Linked DNA regions of Homo sapiens: region 2 is linked to region 1. A link is an interaction called in ENCODE POLR2A ChIA-PET data of the cell type or tissue named here. Cell type or tissue: MCF 10A. All regions are shown on one strand. Each heading gives the region's core, and the rest is flanking DNA. Links, peaks and the distances in the headings are about the cores only. Region 1 overlaps MAP3K20 (mitogen-activated protein kinase kinase kinase 20). Region 2 overlaps MAP3K20 (mitogen-activated protein kinase kinase kinase 20).

Evidence for each region. Peaks named below come from ENCODE experiments on the same cell type or tissue, not always from the same donor. Only the 100,000 strongest peaks of a DNase experiment are listed, where the experiment ranks them.
Region 2: POLR2A ChIA-PET joins it to region 1 with 6 read pairs; 3 of 35 experiments call an interaction of 5 or more read pairs at or near these places.

The regions. Positions count from the first base shown.
Region 1 is chr2:173,211,630-173,217,014 of GRCh38, forward strand. All of the region lies in intron 10 of MAP3K20 (mitogen-activated protein kinase kinase kinase 20), which reads left to right. It overlaps MAP3K20-AS1 (MAP3K20 antisense RNA 1), which reads right to left. Exons shown (of 8, transcript NR_033882.1): 3 at 3,997-4,207; 4 at 2,651-2,867; 5 at 1,040-1,162. Among named protein-coding and RNA genes, the nearest start is that of MAP3K20-AS1, 68 kb to the right of the region's middle. In MCF 10A, for the core only: no CTCF peak of the experiment used is centred there; a DNase peak (open chromatin) is centred at 2,772.
Region 2 is chr2:173,132,327-173,137,711 of GRCh38, forward strand. The region is part of intron 2 of MAP3K20 (mitogen-activated protein kinase kinase kinase 20); the gene reads left to right. Among named protein-coding and RNA genes, the nearest start is that of MAP3K20, 59 kb to the left of the region's middle. In MCF 10A, for the core only: no CTCF peak of the experiment used is centred there; a DNase peak (open chromatin) is centred at 2,585.

The DNA.
Region 1 (5,385 bases), core at 76-5,075:
ATTCGGGCCAGGCACAGTGGCTCACGCCTGTAATCCCAGCACTTTGGGAGGCCAAGTCAGGTGGATCAACGTCAGGAGATCGAGACCATACTGGCTAACACGGTGAAACCCCATCTCTACTAAAAATACAAAAAATTAGCCAGGCATGGTGGCGGGTGCCTGTAGTCCCAGCTACTTGGGAGGCTGAGGCAGGAGAATGGCGTGAACCCGGGAGGCAGAGGTTGCAGTGAGCTGAGATCGCGCCACTGCACTCCAGCCTGGGCGACACAGCAAGACTCCGTCTCAAAAAAAAAGAAGTAATTCGGCAGTTAGTTGTTTAATGTGTGTCTCACGGGCTGAAATATAAGAGAGGCAGACAATCACGTTTGTTCATCACTCACAGCATCAAAATGTGCCTTGAACACAGCATTTGCTCCGTAAATATTTGGGGAAGCAAGAGAGAAAATTACCATGGTGGTAATAATATAAAAAGAGATTGTGATATTATACAAGAGAATATAAATATGTATGTTTGCCATGACAAAAGTACTTCTTATGTTCATTCATTCATTATCCATTCATTGAACTTCTGCTGGTGTGAGAACGACTGTTGCCATTCGGGTACTGGGCTGTAGCGATGAGCACAAGAGTCCCAGGGCATGTGGAGCTCTCCAGCCCGAGTGTCCAATGTTAAACTATTAAATATATTCAAAACTATCGCATTTCTATTTTGACAAGTATTATGACAGAGAAATATACTAGATGTCTGAGAGCATATGGCCATGAAATCTGATCTAGTCCAAGGACATAGTAAAAGGATTTTGGAGAAAATGCTATTTGATCTATTACCGAAGGGATTAGTAAGATTTTAATACCAAGATAGGGAGTCTTTTAAAGTATGTCAACAAGGCCAGGCGTGGTAGCTCACACCTGTAATCCCAACACTTTGGGAGGCCGAAGTGAAAGACTGCTTGAGCCCAGAAGTTCAAGACTAGCCTGAGCAACGTAGACCTCATCTCTACTCACAATTTAAAAATTAGCTGGGCATTGTGACTCTAACCTGTGGTCCCAGTTACTCAACTCGGGAGGCTGAGGTGGGAGGATCACTTGAGCTGGGGAGGTCAAAGCTGCATTGAGCCGAGATCTGGCCACGACACTCCAGCCTGGGCTACAGAGTGAGATCCTATTCAAAAAAAAAAAAAAAAAAAGAAAAGAAATGAGAAGGCTGTGCAAAAATGTAGGGACACTTATTCAGCAAAACATCACTGAAAAGGGTAAACCAGAAATGGTATAAAGTGCAATAAACAGAGAATTAAAATAAATTTAAAATGATGGTATCTCCATATACAGAATATGATCATTCCTAAAATCACAGATCTGATAAATGATTTCAAAGTAGACCCTACAGTCTAGTTTGTTTAGAATGTTTCTATTTTTTATAAAATAAATATATATTATTGTGTATATGTACACAGAGAAAAGTATCAAAAAGTCAGTGTTATCACTGGGTAATGGGATTATAGAGAGTGTTTTTTATTTGTATATCTTTATTCCCTACTTCTTCCACATTAAACATGGACTAGTTGGATGATAAATTCAATTTTTAAAATGCTTGAAGATGAAAGTGAGGGAAATAAAATTGATGATTGAGAACGGGGGGGAAAAGGAGATACAAGACAGTGAAGTATTTTAGTAAAAGGCGTACAGTTGCCTAAGGGGCCTCCTCATCTTTCAGGAACTGTTAATCCTGTTCTGAGAGCTGGAGAGAGAATATATATCTTGACCTGAACCAGTAAACCACAGTTTGAGAAGCAGTAGAGCTGTTTTCACTGAAGCAGGCAATTGGTTAAAAACAGGACTGTAATAGTAATTTTAATAATAAACACAGTTGTCACTTATTAGGTTCTTACCAGATGCCTGTACTTCATTTAGATTTTCTTTTTTAATCCCCATAGCAACCCTAAATTATATCACAGATGCAAAGGTAAATTGAGTAACTTGCTCAAAATCATACAGAACTGAGAACAGAACCCAGTACAGAATACAGTAACAGAACCCAGGTGGTCTGGTAGCACAGGCCTGCCCTTGCACCCATGCTGTACAGTGCGGTTACTAGACTTGTGGCCGTTGTTGTGCTGTCTTCTCATTAGCATGCAATATTCACTTGACTGAATTCCTTTTTAGCTAAGAGAAATATTACAGGGCATGATCATTTTAGGTTATTAAGGTGTCTAACTCAATATGTAAACTGCTGAAAAGAATTATATGTTTTTATCAGATAATCTCAACATTTCAAAAGACAACACATTCAGACTACTCCCCTTTCCCCCCAACTTTTATCTAGTGTCTGAAACCACATGACTAGTGTCCAAAGAGTGTTTTAGTAAATTAGAGTCACCGTGATCACAGTGCAGCCTGATTCCAATCCTGCTGTGGTGTTTCTGGCAAATGATTATTTTCTGGCAGAGCTTCCTCTACATACAGACCAGATGCAACTTGTATTTTTAGAAAACTGAATGGTTATTCTGAAATTCTTTTTAAAACTACATTATTAAAAACCACATAAACTGTGTTCTTTCCTTTGACCTAATAAATGATAGGAACAAAATCTAGTGTCAGACTTTTCCTCAGTCATCAGATCTTCAGCTTATTTCTCCTCCCATTGACTTACTAGCAATAATGGCAATGAGCATTAAGAACAGAAAATGTGTCATCCTGTTGGTCCTGTTTTGGATTTTCATTAACCATGTGACTGTAGACCTGTGGCAACCTGCACTGAATGAGCCATGCAGTGTTGTGATGAGCGTTCCGATCTGTGTCTCTTGGCAAAACACTTGGTTGGTTGTGTTTCCCGTGGTGACCAAAGTACTCTCACCATGACGTGCGTTCTTAAAAAACCAGAGATCAAAAATGTAACCTTTGCAATTGCACAAATCATGTAATATATAACACATTTAATAAACAGATTATACATTTATCATGTAATATATATTCTATATCACTCTTTTTACAAATTGACCTTTTATTTCAAAGTAAGTTTCTATCTGAGGAAAGAAGATAATTACGGTTCATTGCCTGTTTTTGGCATATGGAAAATTGATACTAGTTGACATTGACCTTGATTGGATTTGGCTTACAAGAAGACCATAATTTTCATCAACTAAGACATTTAAACTATATTTTTAGAACAAGAAGTTTATATAAATATATCAACAAATGCATTTGATGCACAACAATGCACCAAAAAAACCAAGGGAGCAGCTGTTTTTTTTGTCATCTCCAGGTTGGGGTTACATCTCTAATGGCATATAACCTCACACACGATTTGACTCTGCAGTGTTGGGAGTGCTGTTGGAAAGCTGAGCCTGAGAGACAGATTGAGGAAGGAGATTTACTTGGTGTTTGTTTCTGTGTCACAGCTTTCCGTCCATTTAACTCTTGATCTGTTTTCTGGAAGTGCTCAAAATCGCAGTAGGCTCTCAAAGCTGGAACTTGAGATGCATCTTTGGCTTAAATTACAAGTGAAATAGAATGTAGTGGCCATTTACCCTGGTCTAAAAGAACATCAGTCAATCTGTCTCACTGGCAGGGGTGTGGGGACTGGGTCGGCAGAAGCGCTGTGTAGATGCTGTCCCCAGGCCTCTGCCATCGCACACTGAGGGCACCCAGCTCCACCACCTCCTTGCTGCCTTCTGACCGCCTCACTGACTGAAGATGGCTCACTCTTTTCTTTTTTTGTGACAAAAATTTACCCTAAGGTTTTTCACGTTTTTTTCCCCTCAGTCCTCCATTGAAAAATAAAAACTTTGTTTACGTGCATAGGCATAATATTTTTGTCAGAAATATCAGGGATAAAATTTGGATTTTATGGTACAGTCATAATTCTGAAAAATTGCTGATTCACTGCCTTCTTTAGGGACAGTAATGGGACTTATAGCCTTTTATGATTTTTCAGATGGCACCAGTAAAAGGCACAGGGTGTTGATATTTGTGGGCAGTGCAGCAGAAGCTACTTACACCTGATTGCTGCCTCCCTTGCTCTGAGGTGCATTTCAGACGAGTAGCGAAGTGAAATGTTGAGCCAAATCCAGACCCACCTCCATACCTGTTCAGAGTTGGATTTTGCCAGTGAATGCCTGAACTTTTTGTTTTCATTCACTTAGTTATTATCTGTAAGAGCATTGGAATGTTCCAGTAAGAGTAAACTGTTCACTTACTCTTATTCTCCCTAGAAAGAAAAAGGCAGACTTTGGTTACATATATTCATTAACTTAGATGTGGGGGCTTCTACCTTCCATAGTCAACGTCTCAATCATGATTATGCCATCACAACACAGGATTGCCTCAGTGGCACCTGGAAGCAGTAGCTGGCAGCACCCAGCAGCTATTCTGCAATAGTCACCCAGTTCCCATCTTCTTCTGCATCCTTCTCTCCAGTGCCTTCTCTAGCCTTGACTTCCCTCTCCCCTCTCCCTCATTCTCTCAGTATTGTGGCTTACTTAAAGGCTTTTCAGAAACTCAAGGGAAAGAGCTTCCAGTTTTCAAAACATAGATTTAGACTTAAACATTGCAACAGCCCTAAAGGAGAAAAACATTTGTGCTGAGCCATGGTACCAGTTCCACTTTCTGTGAAGAACAGATTTCTGTAACATGGCACATGGTTCCAAGTGGTGAGGTTGGTTGGCCTATAGGCACAAAGGGGATAACTTCCTTTAAAAATTATTAGAATTAAAAGGAACCTTAGAGTTCATCTGGCCCAGGGTTTTCTACACTTGCTTGATTGTAAAAATTACTCGGGTCTTTTATAAAATAATGAAAATTCCAGGGTCCCACCCAGGCCTACTGACTCATGAGCTCTAAGGAAGGGTCCTAGAAATCCATGTTTTGCTGGGTTCTGGTGTGTTTTTTTTTTAAAAAACAAGTTGCCTATGTAAGTCTAAGGATCAGGCAGGTAGGAGAACCCTAATGTACTATAACCACCACCCCTTACAACCAAGGAAACTGAGACAGGTTAGTCAATTGATTGCTTGGGTTACTCAGCCAATGTGTAGCCTAAAGTGTCATCTCAACCACTTACTGATGGTGTGTTGTTGACCACCTAACCTGAATATCATTTTCCCACCTATACTATGAGATTAATACCTGTTTCTTGGGACTGTTAATGGGAATAAGATGAGATCATATATAACATCACTTATGAACTGTAAAAAGCTAGATAAATGTAAGCATTTACTAAATGGCTGTACCAGGACACCAGCTCCATAGGTTATGCTGCACCCCAGTGGCCCTTCAACACTTTGTTGAAATATTTTGAGCTTATTTTTCCAAGCTAGAAACTACCCTTGATATTTAAGGACATGAAAGATTCCTTCTCCTCCGGCAGTTACCTGGTTGATTTTAAAGCAC
Region 2 (5,385 bases), core at 104-5,103, 79 kb before region 1:
AAAGTCACCCTCAACAAAGCTTTCGTCTTCTCCTCCGGCTGACTCCCCACCCCTTGCACCCCATGTAGGCTGTGTATCAGCTTTAAGAGAGGGAAGAATCCTCTCCGAATGAGCAGTGTGCTTTTTCGGACTCCAGCTGAAATGCATTTCTACCCCTTCCCTGCCCCTCAGGCGCTTCTTGTCATTAAAACACCCTTCCTTCAAAGCCCTAGCCCCTCCTTGCCTCCACCCAGGAGAGTTAAAGTTTTTCTCTGTTTTCCACCTCTGCCAAGCATTTGTCTTCAGTTGCTTTTTGTAAGCTTTTCCCCTCCCCTGTCAGATATGTAGTGTGGTGTTAAAGGGATGGGTTCAGTATAGTGTAGTGACTAGGAGTGCAGGCTCAGAAGTGGTTGTTGAATTTGAATCCATCTCAGCTGTACCACTTGTTAGCTTTGTGACCCAGGGCCCATTACACAACCACTAAATCTCTTTCTTCATCTGCAAAATGAAGTTAACCTTGGTAGCTTGTTAAGGGAATTAAAAGAGAACACACAAGAAGTGTTTAGCACAGTGCCTAGCACATAGTATTAAATAAATGTTAGAAATGTATCCTGAGCGTTTCTCTTTTCCACTTCCATGCCCTCAACAGTACTTTACATACAGTAGGTACTCAAAAGTATTTATTGATTTAAAAATGTGGCTCACTCCTACACAGTCCTTCAATGTTTCTCTACTTAAGTTGGTGATAGAGATATATAAAATTTAGGGAGTCATCTTTCTAAATAGTTTCCTAAATTTTACATATTTTAAAATGGGAAGTATGGTGAAGAATGTGTATTTTTATTTAATTCCAAAATTTTAGAAGATAGTTTAGTAGCAAAGCAATGTAAACATCTGAGTCCTTTACCTAAAGAAGCTTGTATCAGTGTTTTTATCCATGGTGATAAAAAGTGTATAAGATCTGAAAGCAGATTGGGTAACACGTAGAGACGATGCACAGTTTGGAAACTACAGTTTCCAAATTAACACTAAGTTCTTGGAAGAAGCTTTCTCACAATAACTGTAACTGAAAGGACCCAGTGAAATGAGAGTAGATGCCAGAGTTTGATTTAGAGAGTGAGAGTCATTCAGGGACTGTGGCATCTGTCATACATTAGAATTTTAAATACAACCATAAATTAAGAGATAGTTGAGAGCATACCTTCAGAGAGTTAAAGAGCATACCTTCAGAGAATATGAAGGTATGCTGTATAACATTATAGTATGTTTAAGTTGAACAGGAACTCACAAGACCAACCTTTCTAATTTTGGCTGTGCTTCAAAATGACGTGGTGGGCTTGTTAAAACACACATAGCCCACAACAAGGACTCTGATTCAGTAGTTCCAGGGTAGATCCGAGGCTCCTGTGTGTGTGTGCATTTTAAATTTTTTTCTTTTAAACATTCATGCGGGCGGATCACGAGGTCAGGAGATTGAGACCATCCTGGCTAACATGGTGAAACCCCATCTCTACTAAAAAAAAAAAATCCAAAAAATTAGCCGGGCATGGTGGTGGGCACCTGTAGTCCCAGCTACTTGGGAGGCTGAGGCAGAAGAATGGCGGGAACCCGGGAGGCGGAGCTTGCAGTGAGCCGAGATCACACCACTGCCCTCCAGCCTGGGTGACAGAGCGATATTCCATCTCAAAAAACAAAAAACAAAAAACAAAAACATTCATGCCTGATGTAGCAGGTCAGTGGACTGGGGTTTGAGAACCACTGATTGACCCTAACCAGAGATTCTCAGTATGGGATTATTTTCTACATCATCTGGTAATCTGCATATTTTAAATACCTCTGGTGGTAGGAATCTTATATTAAGACACCCTCCTTGTTTTCAATAGCTATCTTTTTTTTTTTTTTTGAGACAGAATCTCGCTCTGTCCTCCAGACTGGAGTGCCGTGGCGTGATTTTGGCTTACTGGCTTACTGCAACCTCCAACTCCCAGGTTCAAGCAGTTCTCCAGCTCACCCTCTCTAGTAGCTAGAACCACAGGCGCATGCCACCACTCCTGGCTAAATTGTGTGTGTGTGTGTGTGTCTCTATACATATATATATATATATATATATATATATATATATATTTTTTTTTTTTTTTTTTTGCAGAGACGGGGTTTCGCCATGTTGGCCAGGCTGATCTTAAACTCCTGACCTCAAGTAATCCGCCCGTTTTGTCCTCCTCCCAAAGTGCTGGGATTACAGGCGTGAGCCACTGCCCCCAGCCCATTACTGCTGACTTAGTTGGTCTTAGTTAGAGGTTGCTTTACTTTAACGCTGCCCATTGGTTTTAGTACTGTCCTCTGGAGCTACATACATTGGAACTGATACTTCCTCCATGTGGCAGCCTTCAGATATTTCCAGGCAGCTATGATGCTCTTTTTACTTTTATTTTATTTAGGCTACAGAGCCCTTTCCATCCTTATTATGCTTAATATATGCCAGAACTGTGCTGGAAGTTGGAGACCCACAGGGATCTTACAGTCAAACTGGGAGAAAGAAACTTGTGAATATCTTCAGAACAGAGGAAGTGGTTTAAAGTGTGGATTCGGGCGTCAGACCCATGTTGAAATCCCTAGCTCAGCCACGTGACTAGCTTAGTCCTCAGGCAAGTTCTTTAACATATTTGTGCCTTAGTCTCCTCATTTCTAAAGTGAGGATAACAGGACCTGCCTCAGGACAATGCTTGGCATATAGTAAGTGTTCGATACATTTTGGCTACAAAATATACTAGGGGTTATAATTCTGATAGAAGCAAAGAGGATGTATTACTAATTGGATGGCAAAGTTTATCTGGTCCTGAAATAAAAATATTGAAAAAAAGTTTCCGTATACAAATTAGGCGATTTGTAAACACTTTTACAAGTACATAAAGAGCATTTAATTCTTGTAGAGTTAAATAATTTTATTCAATGTCCTATTCAATACTTCCATTAATAATTTAGGTAGCATCTGATTCACTCTGAGTTCCTGTAACAGTCGGAAGAGTAATTGACATGTTAAAAGGTGCAATAAGAATAAGAACCTGAAAAGATTTCAACAGATTAGAGCAGTGGGTTAACAGACGGAAATGAAAGTCCTGCATGGAGACTCTGGAAAGCTAAGGATTGATAGAGGATGAGGAAGATGTGGCTTAACAGAAGGACATTTTATATTTGGGGCTTATTATGAGTTAAAATGTGATATATTTGCCAGAAAAGTTAATGTGATTTTCAAACTGTGATGGGAAGATTTTAGAATCCTGAATGAAGGAGATCATACCCTATTCTTCTGTGTTTAAAGTTTTAGATCTTTTCCTCCTTTGCTGTTTGGGAAATCAGCCAGCCTCTCTGGGACTAGGTTTCTGCACTTATAAAATGGGGATAATTTCTGCCCAGTTATATTTCTCTGAATTGTAAATGTCAAATATAATGAATGCAGGAGATATCATTATCACTCTAGACAATTTTATCACATTTTTTCATATGCTTCAAAACCCTTTTCCTTGATATGAGTGACAACTTAGTATCACCAGTTTTTATTAACCATGTATAATTTTAATTAACTGAATTTAAATTAACTAAAATCTTAGGGATTGTAGCATATAGATTATTAGACTTGCTTTAAACACTCAGTAGAAATGTGAGCATCTAAGTGGTTGGTAAATAGTGAATTATTTTTCACTGCTTTTTAGTTTAGATATTCATTGACAAACCTGTGTGCTACACTGACCAAGGTGTTGTAGAATAAGTTGTACTGAATACCTTAACAACATCAATGCTAAAATTAGCTGTAACAAAAGCAGCATGTGCCACCTTGTTGAATAGCCTGTGTTCCACTTTTAGGGAAAAAGGATACCCCAGGAATATAGGGAAAGAATAGAGTGGCAGTTTCTTTTTACAGCATTTGCTGATGGCACGGAGGAATGTGATTTTTGGGGTGTGGGGCTCCTTTTTCCTGTTCGTTCATGTTTCTTTCCCTCTTTTTGACTTAGTCACTGTCATAACAGAAAATGCATAATATGGAGATCAAGAGCCTGCAGATTACAACTCTAATTATGTTTTAAACCCAAACATGAAAATTAGAATTCTTTTACACACAATCTGACAGTTTTCCATCAGCTTTAAATTGGCATTTTGGATTGTGTTCTCTGCAGTGCCTGAAGAGCCTCGACAGAGAAGGAAAGAAGCAGAGGGTGAGAAAGAAAGGAAGATTCTAAATGACAATCTTTTGAATAGTGCAAGTTCAATCCCTAAAACAAAAAGCAAGATCTTTTTTCCCCTAAATAATGTGCTCTCCGGCTTCACCTCTCATCCTGAGGAACATGAAAGAGAACGTAAAAGAGGTGACCCAAATCACAGAGTGCCTTTGATAGGAGAAATTCAGCTGTTTTGAACACTCACAATCAAAGGAAGTGGTTTCCCTAATTACATGAACTATGTGAAATCTCTCAGAATAGCTCTTCCACCCCAGGATTCCTTGCACTTTAGAAGTTTGCATAAAAGCTCACATAGAGAATCAGATGCAAAGTGTTTGATTCAGATTTTATTAGGCAGAAGAGTGCCCACATCCATCCTGCAGTTTGCCAGCTGCTTAGGTTAGGACCACTATACCTGGTTTTGATGTGGTTGTCTTTCAAACCTGCAACATTAAGATCTTTGTTCTATCCTTTTCTTGCAAGAAGCACCACTTTTTAGGGAGAGTAGCGATGAAAATTTTTGGAAGATTGGTCTTCTCAATTTCTCTCCTGACCTAAAAAGGATTGATGGCTGTGTTTGTGAACTTTACGTGGGAAAACATGCTTTCCTGTGTGTTTGTAGCTGGCGAGTGTTAAAGCGTTAGATTTGATTAAGCTCTTTAATCTGTTTAAAAATGGTTAAATGTCACAATGACTTACCTTAAAATTTATATATGCAAAATTCCCCATTTACTGTCAGGATCTAGACTAGGAATCTGCCAAAACACCTGGACTAAAGAATAATAGTGATTATGGCTTATTAGATCTTTTGTGCCTTGGTAGTCACCTTGTTACTGAGAGATACGGTGTAGTGTAGATGTGTACAGAAGAGAATTATAAATACCCTATGTTCTCTGTTTGGGAAGGCAAGTATAAGTATGAATGCAGAAGACAGAAGCATCCATTTTAATTTAAATGTCAGCTTGAGAAGATTTTTTTTTTTCTGGTTGAGTAATTTTAAAGTAAGAGAAATTGTCTAGTATGTAATTACATATGAGTAAGAAGTGTGCATGTTTTATTTTGTCTCTTTTCTCTCCCTCTCTTTTTTTCCTTTTTCCTGTGAATAGGTATGTTGCTCTTATTGTAGTTTATAAAATATTCTTTTGAGAATCTGTGTGTCCCAAAAAAGAAAAGGGAATCTATGAGCAGAAAT